2 separate regions of the Homo sapiens genome follow, and region 2 is linked to region 1. A link is an interaction called in ENCODE POLR2A ChIA-PET data of the cell type or tissue named here. Cell type or tissue: B cell. All regions are shown on one strand. Each heading gives the region's core, and the rest is flanking DNA. Links, peaks and the distances in the headings are about the cores only. Region 1 has its middle 5.4 kb from the start of EXOC6. Region 2 has its middle 39 kb from the start of HHEX.

The links. Peaks named below come from ENCODE experiments on the same cell type or tissue, not always from the same donor. Only the 100,000 strongest peaks of a DNase experiment are listed, where the experiment ranks them.
Region 2: POLR2A ChIA-PET joins it to region 1 with 8 read pairs; 4 of 35 experiments call an interaction of 5 or more read pairs at or near these places.

Annotation. Positions count from the first base shown.
Region 1 is chr10:92,840,883-92,845,275 of GRCh38, forward strand. It overlaps a transcript of EXOC6 not described here. Among named protein-coding and RNA genes, the nearest start is that of EXOC6, 5.4 kb to the right of the region's middle. In B cell, for the core only: CTCF peaks have their summits at 2,415 (motif pointing right) and 2,615; a DNase peak (open chromatin) is centred at 2,409.
Region 2 is chr10:92,727,235-92,731,627 of GRCh38, forward strand. No RefSeq gene overlaps it. Among named protein-coding and RNA genes, the nearest start is that of HHEX, 39 kb to the left of the region's middle. RefSeq lists enhancers at 28-530, 2,646-2,745 and a silencer at 2,956-3,005. In B cell, for the core only: no CTCF peak of the experiment used is centred there; a DNase peak (open chromatin) is centred at 2,745; H3K4me3 peaks cover 866 bases.

The sequences.
Region 1 (4,393 bases), core at 114-4,113:
TCTGAACTCCAGAAATCCGCCTGCCTTGGCCTCCCAAAGTGCTGGGATTACAGGTGTGTGCCACCATACCCAGCCTATTTATAGGGTATAACGTGACGTTTCACTGTCTGTTTACAGTGTAGAATGATTAAATCAAGCTAATTATTATATCTATCACCTTACATACTTTTTGTGGTGAGAACACTTAAAATCTACTTTGAGCAATTTTGAAATACGCAGTATATTATTATTATTAATTATAGCCACCATTCTGTGCAGTAGATCACCAAAGCTTATTTCTCCCGTCCAGCTGAAACTTTGATTAACATCTTTGATTAACATCTTTCCTTTTCCCATCTATGTCTCTCCTCAGCCTCTGGTAACTACCATTCAACTCTCGACTTCTCTGAGTTCAACTTTTTTAGATTCTACATATAAGTGAGATCATGCAGTATTTGCATTTCTGTGCCTGGCTTACAGTAATGTAAATTTTATTTTGGTTGCATTATATGCAGGGGAGAGAGGTGTCAATTTGAAAAATCACATTCACTAATGCTTATATTTTATACTAATGCAATATCATGACCTGATTTAATCTCTAATGAGAATAGTATAGCGTTCTACATAAAAATGGAGTCCAGAGAAATTGTTCAGAAATAAATTTGGGCCTAACTGTGACAGAGGCTTGCTGCATCTGTTGCACCTCCAAAAAGCCTGGAATGTCTTATGAGACTCGGCTATACAGTTACCCAATTTTTGCTGGACATTTAAGTGATATCATTAGCTATGTGATGTTTATTGCAACACTAGATAAAACTTTAAAAACATTTTTATGTTTAGGAGCCAAATATTCCAACCAGGGGGACAGTTTTGCTTATTTAGTGGTTAAGTGAATGGGTTTTGGAACCAGAAGGATATGGGTTCAAATTCTGCCTTTATAATTACTAATAGAGCTGTTGAAAGGATTAGTTGAATTAGGCATGAAATGTATTAATGAAATGTAATGTCTCATAGCAAATGCTCATTCACTCATTCATTTAGTAAATAAATAATAATGGCACATTTACAATGTGACAGGCAGTGGTCTGGGTGCCGTTGATACAGCAAGATCAAGATCTGGAAAGTCCATGCTCACAGGGAGCTTGTATTTTAGTGAAAAGAGCCAGAAATACACCAAAAAAAAAAGTGTTAATAAGTGCTATGAAGAATAAAAACCAGGCCGGGTGCAGTGGCTCACGCCTGGAATCCCACCACTTTGGGAGGCCGAGGCAGGCAGATCATGAGGTTAGGAGTTCGAGACCAGCCTGGCCAACATGGTGAAACCCTGTCTCTACTAAAAATACAAAAATTAGCCGAGTGTGGTGGTGCACGCCTGTAATCCTAGCTACTCAGGAGGCTGAGGCAGGAGAATTGCTTGAACCCGCGAGGTGGAGGTTGCAGTGAGCTGAGATCACACCATTGCACTCCAGCCTGGGCAACAGAGCGAGACTCTGTCTCAGAAAAAAAAAAAAAAAAAAGGGTAAGGAATAGGAAGATTTAGGGATGCTAATATCCCTAGCCAGGGAGTAAATGTCAGCTGTCATCATCATCATCATCATCATCATCATCATCATTTCATTAGCTACATTTCAAATCCTATTTTGCCAAGAGGAGAGAGAAAAATCGGACAAGGGAGAGGAAAGGGAGAAAGGGCAAAGGGCAGTAAAGGAAGGCTAAGCAGGGAAAGAGAGAGGAATAGAGAGTGCATTGAACAGGATGACGAATAAGAAAACCAACAAGGAGAAGGAAGGTAAGAGTAGGGAGCAGGGACAATTGCTTGTCTTATAAACTGGTGGTGGTGGTGGAGTTGGTGGGGTGGGGGGTGTGTTATTTGAAGGAAAGAGAGAATGGAACTCAGAGAAAATGATATTGTTCTTTAACTGCTCAGTGGACTTTAAAATGTTTAGTTTTGAGGGCTTTCAGGACATTTTTCTGAGGGCAGGGTTGGCAACATAATTTGTGGGGCCCAGGGCAAAATGAAAATGTAGATTCCTTTTTCAAAAATTATTAAGAATTACAAGATGGTGATGACAGGGTATTGAACCAAAGGCAACTGCGTAGGTCACACACCATGAGCCAGCCCTGTCTGAGAGCTTAATACATGAACATGGTACACAGCAAACATTTAATAAAAATAGTTGTTGAATGAACAAAACCCGGGGCTAGTTGCTTTTGAACTCCTCTGAGGACTGGCCCGTATTTTAGAAAAAAACTGATTTTATTTGGCTTCAATTTCAAATTTCCTTCTATTGTTCTCCACCGTGGGGTCCAGATCTTTATGGAACAGCCGATTCCTGCACAGGGTTTTACAGCAGGAATCCTCCCAGACCAGCTGGGCTTTGTTTATTCTCTTGCACTTACAGAGTGTGGCCACTTGGGGTCACCACACCAAAAAGGCAGAAGCTGGAGGAGGGCCCCTGCGACGGTGGACATCTGAAACGAGTGGCTAAAAGCCACTGGGAAGGATTAGTTTATCAGAGCCAATGTATAAAGACTGCCTGTACTTTACATTTTGATACAGTTCTATAATTCTATAACAAGAGCTCTAAAACTCTTTAAGAAACATTTGAATGATGTAAAGTTTTGCGAGGATAATGATAGGGTTCCCAGGGGTGAGGAGGGGAATCTTTTTGTAAATGTGTACCCTACCTCTAAAAGCATGCATTTGGCCGGGCGCGGTGGCTCACGCCTGTAATCCCAGCACTTTGGGAGGCCGAGGCGGCGGATCACAAGGTCAAGAGATCGAGACCATCCTGGCCAACATGGTGAAACTCCATCTCTAGTAAAATACAAAAAATTAGCTGAGTGGGCCGTCGCGGTGGCTCCCGCCTGTAATCCAAGCACTTCGGGAGCCCGAGGTGGGTGGATCACGATGTCAGGAGTTCAAGACCAGCCTGGCCAAGATGGTGAAACCCTGTCTCTACTAAAAATACAAAAATTAGCCGGGCGTGGTGGCTGGCACCTGTAATCCCAGTTACTCGGGAGAGAACTGCTTGAACCTTGGAGGTGGAGGCTGCAGTGAGCCGAGACTGCACCACCGCACTCCAGCCTGGGCGACAGAGCGAGACTCTGTCTCAAAAAAAAAAAAAAAAAAAAAAAAATTAGCTGGGCGTGGTGGCACGTGCCTGTAGTCCCAGCTACACAGAAGGCTGAGGCAGGGGAATCACTTGAACTTGGAGGGCGGAGGTTGCAGTGAGCCGAGATCGCGCCACTGCACTCCAGCCTGGTGACAGAGCAAGACTGTGTCTCAGAAAAAAAAAAAAAGGAAAAAAAAGAAAAACATGCCATTTACAACATTAAGCTTAATACGACAAGTATTTGCATGTGGATCATTCACTTATTAATTGAGCCTCTACTATATGCAAGGCACTGGGCTGGGCAGTGAACAATACAGGCATCGTCCCTGTGCCTGATGTAGGAGCAGTTCCTGGAAATGGAGACAGACTCAGTGATTTGTTCACCACCATGATATGTGCTTCCAAGGATGAGTGAGCACTGCTCCCAAGGACAACGAAAGGTGCTTGCCTTAAAAGCGCAGGATCCAGAGGGTTCACTAAAATGGGTCTGGAACCAAGAATCCAACCCAAAGACATGTTCCTGTTTCCCTCTCTACAAAAGCAGGAAACATATTTCAGTTGGTTTACATCCACCAAACATGCAGAAAACCCTGATACACAATCAGGTTTTTTTTTAATGATTAGGAAAAAGAACATTTATGTGTCTGGTTTTTATTTTTATTTTATCAAAGAGGAGGCTAAAATGCTGGGCTCTCTGGCTTACTAGCAAATGCCTGATAACCCTAGTCGCCAATGCTAATGTTGATTGAGCTCTAGGCTAAACATAATACATATATTATCTTCTTTAATCCTCACATAATTTGGTGAGCTAGGGATTCTTATTGTCCTTAATTCACACTTGAAGAACGTGAGCCTTAGTCAAGTTAAGTAACTCCCTGAGGCCTGACATCTAGTAAGAGATGAGTTGGAATTTGAATTCAAGTAGTTAAATGCCAGACCAGAGCAGTTGCACTCTACAACCTCATTCTGAGGGAGGCGCTTTCCCAAGACAGGTCATTAGTCTGTAGATAAAAGGCGCAAAGTTAAGTTCCTAATGACTAAGAGTTTATTTACAAGTCAAATCCTTACTTTGCCAATTACTTTTATACTGGACACAAAATGCATCTCCTGTCCTGCTGGTCTTCCTGGTGTATCTTTCTTCTTCCAGGAGTCCTGAAAAGAGATTTTGGATTGATCTCTGGAAGTCAATATCCACTGCCAAAAAATAATTCCACATGCATCTGCAATCTGCCTGTCTGTGCCCTGCTACTCCGCAACCTTCTCAGTGCAGACGTTAAATCATTCACTCCTTGGGGCTG
Region 2 (4,393 bases), core at 326-4,325, 110 kb before region 1:
CTTCTTTCAGTCAGTTCTTGAACTACCTCTTAGCCCTTGCTACACACATTCACTGGCTCTTACAAATGCCAATAAGCTGTTGGTTTACTCAAACTCCTGGTCAGTGATGGTTGATTGTCTGGAATGCCATGTGTGTTTGCTTGGTGTATCTCAGACCTGGAGTAGCTACGGAAGTCAAGGAGTCCTGCAAGGGAGTGTGATTGGATAGCATGTCCTACTGTTCCCACCAGAGAGATTCATGTCTTCGTGGACAGCTTTTGTTATCCTCCCTTAGTGGACGTAAGTAGAGGGACAGTTTTTACAAGGGACTGTGGCCATTTGCTCTCAAGAGGCTTTGGAGTCTCCTCCTGAGTATGAGGCACTAAGTTCCCATGGTAAGATCAGTTTCTTTGTACAAGCCTCTCCAGCCCGTCTTTGCCTTACACACTAGACTCTTGGGACCGGGGCTCATCCTCTTATAAAAGGATGCCAAGCAGAGGGTCATACAGTAAAGGGAGGTAAACATTCTTTTAAACTAGTTTATCAATTCAACACAGCACAGTGGTGTTGGGTTACCAGGGTCAACAGCCAGCAGTCACATTCCTCAGCTGTTCGATTGGGGCAATGCATTAACAAACAGCCAGGGAAACTCTTTTTGATTAATTATGTTGATAAGTTTTTTTTGTAGTGTGCTACAAGCTCTTTTAATTTAATCTGCTTGGACAGCAGCCCATTCAGGTGAAATGTCTTGACTTATCTAAAGAAGCACTGATGAGAAGGCTACTGGGCCTGGGATTTTACTGTACTATCATGTAATCATTAACACATGTGGCTACTGTTTTCCTGCATTTTGATTTTCTTCTTGAAAGGAAGGACATGTCTGTGGGGTGGGGGTATTAGGGAAGTAAGGATGAGACCCAGCAGCAGTGACAGGAAAAGAGGATGCTATTACTAGCTGAGCCTGAAAACACTATCTTTATTGCCAGGAGTAAAAGTATTTGAAAGCACTAATAATGGCTTCAGTGAATACTCATCTTTTAAAAAAGAGCAAAGGATGGCGAGGACATAGTTCTCTCAAAGAGTGGAAGTCTTCTAGATTAGGGTTGTCCAATCTTTTCACTTCCCTGGGCCATGATGGAAGAAAAATTGTCTTGGGCCACACATAAAATACACTCACAGTAATGATAGGTGATGAGCTAAAAAAAAAAATTGCAAAAAAACCTCATAATGTTATAAGAAAGTTTATGAATTTGCATTGGGCTGCATTTAAAGCCATCCTGGGCCACGTGTGGCACATGGGCCGCGAGTTGGACAAGCTTGTTCTAGATCAAGGTTTCTCAACCTTGGAAATACTGGCACTTTGGGCTGGATAAGGCTCTGTTGTGGGGTGCCTGTCCTGTGCACTGTAGGATGTGTAGCCTTTTCCCAGTAGGTGCCAGCAGCACCCCTCACCCCCACAATTGTGATAACCAAAAAGATCTGTAGACATTGCCAAATGTCTCCTGGGGCACAAAATTGCCCCCAGTTGAGAACCACTGTCCTGGATGTACAGATTCAAATCTTAAGTAGCCTATTATGACTCTCTGCTGATCTCTTTTCCATCACCTCATTTAAGACACAATTCAACACATAGCTCTTCCAGGGGGCCCATCCTCACTGACTTCTTTGTCATCTGTCCTCCCTACATTAAGACCTTGGGTCTATACTATCTTCTCCTTCCTTCTCTTCTTCCTCTTCTCCCTTCTTGTTTTTTCATCCACAGAACTCTGTTCTGAGCAACTGTTCAATATCAACTTGTGAATTAACCAGGGAATTATTTCTCCTTTATGTTTGTGACAGACATCTATCTCAGAGGCAACCCAGACAAAATTTCCCAAATTATCCAAAAATAAAATGAATATTCTCTGATTAAAAACAGATGTCTAGGCCGGGCACAGTGGCTCATGCCTGTAATCCCAACACCTTGGGAGGCTGAGGGGCTGGATCACCTGAGGTCAAGAGTTCGAGACTAGTCTGGCCAACATGGTGAAACCCCGTCTCCACTAATAATACAAAAATTAGCTGGGTGTGGTGGTGGGTGCCTATAGTCCCAGCTACTCAGGAGGCTAAGACAGGAGAATTGCTTGAACCCGGGAGGCGGAGTTTGCAGTGAGCTGAGATAGAGCCACTGCACTGCAGCCTGGTCAACAGAGCTAGACTCAGTCTCAAAAACAAACAAACAAACAAACAACAGAAAAAAAAAAACACAGACATTTAGGCCAGGCACAGTGGCTTGTGCCTATAATCCCAACACATTGGGAGGCCAAGGAGGGAGGATTGCTTGAAACACAGAGTTCAAGACCAGCCTGGGCAATGTAGTGAGACCCTGTCTCTATGAAAAATAAGAGAGAGAGAGGGAGAGAGAAAGTAAAAAATACATGTCTAAATGGGGGCAGTTTAAATTTGAGGTGAGAAGTGGCAGGAAGAAGTGGCAGAATTACAGAAATTAAAAATAGCTCACACTCTGCAAGCACTTAATCCACTATATGCCACATGCATTATCTCATTTAATTCACACATTATCCCCATTTTGTAGAGGAGGAAATAGAGTTTTAGTGAAGTGAAGTAATTTGTGCAAGTTCCCAGAGTCGAACTGGCAGTGTGAGGATTTGAACCTGGGCAGCTTGATCCTGGGGTGGGTCCTCAGCCCCTGTTCACACAGTTAAAGTCCTAAAGGGGTGGAAGGTCACCAAATAAGGCTGAGGACCAAGGGCAGGATGACTTTTCAGGAGCTGTAAGAACAACTTGTCTGAATTCTAGAGGCCCCAGCTTTCAGTGTCTGGACCTATGCAAATCTGCAAGTGAATGTGGTCCTATTTCTTTGTTTCCATCTGTCTTAGTGAAACTGGCCCTGCTTAGCGGTGTGGAGTATTGCTTTCCCAGTTTAGAAAGTTAATTTATAAAGACAGCTGAAGTGAAGAATATGGTTCAAGAGGGTGCCTCAGCTAGCAGGTGCTGGGGGAGTGGGGTGGGGGTGGGGAATATAGGGCTGGAGAATCACGAAATAAATTAAATCTTTGACATTTGATGACTGTGGGAGAAAAACATGTGTGGACATAGATCCAAAGCCTTGGCAGTACCTATCCCTTACCTGTCCTAAGCCCCGTTTTTTGCTCATTTTGTATTTCTCATACGAAAGCACAAAGTTGTAGTTTCCAATTTCTTGGTGGCAAAATTGTGGCAAACATTGAAAAATATTTGAAAAAGATTTCCCTTTGCTCTTCTCCTTCTCCTTCTCCCTCTCCCTCTTCCTCTCCTTCTCCCTCCCCCTCCCTTCCTCCTCCTCCTCCTCCTCCTCCTCCTCCTCCTCCTCCTCCTCCTCCTCCTCCTCCTCCTTCTTCTTCTTCTTCTTCTTCTTCTTCTTCTTCTTCTTCTTCTTCTTCTTCTTCTTCTTCTTCTTCTTCTTTCTTCTTCTTCTTCTTCTGTGTTTGTTTTTTTGAGATGGAGTCTCACTCTGTTGCCAGGCTGGAGTGCAGTGGCTCGGCTCACTGCTGCAACCTCCGCCTCTGGGTTCAAGAGATTCTCCTGCCTCAGCCTCCCAAGTAGCACAGCCATCATGTCTGGCTAATTTTTGTATTCTTAGTAGAGACGGAGTTTTGCCATGTTGGCCAGGCTGGTCTTGAACTCCTCTCCTCAAGTGATTCACCTGCCTCAGCCTCCCAAAGTGCTGGGATTACAGGCGTGAGCCACCATGCCTGGCCTCTAGCCTCCTCTTGAGCCACCTTTTCTTCATACTGTGTTGCAGCCATACTGGCCTTTCCACTATTCCTGCCTCAGGACCTTTGCACATGATGGTTGCTTTACATGGGTGCTGACTCCTTTGCCCAGGTAAGCTCCTCAGGTCTTTGTTTACATATCACTTCCTCAGAGGGCCTTCCTGACTTCCTTCTCTAAACTGATTTCTTTCTTCACTATTCTCTCAGCACTTCTTTTTTTGGGGGAGGCAGGGAACACAGTCTCACTTTGTTGCCCAGGCTGGAGTGCAATGGTGTGACCTTGGCTCGCTGAAACCTCCAACTCCTGGGTTCAAGGGATTCTTTGCCTCAGCCTCCCAAGTAGCACACGCCATCATGCCTAGCTAATTTTTGTATTCTTGTAGAGACGGGGTTTCACCATGTTGGCCAGGCTGGTCTCAAACTCCCGTCCTCAAGTGACCTACCTGCCTTAGCCTCCCAAAGTGCTGGGATTACAGGCGTGAGCCATGATGCCTGGCCTTCTCAGCACTTCTTTTGGAGAATTTTCCATAACTTAATGTTTGTCTCCCAACTACACTATAAGTTCCCTGAGAACAGGGACTTAGCATTCCATATGGCAATGGCACACAATGGCCTGGCACACAGTGTTTTATAAATATTTGTTGAGGGAATACATGAAG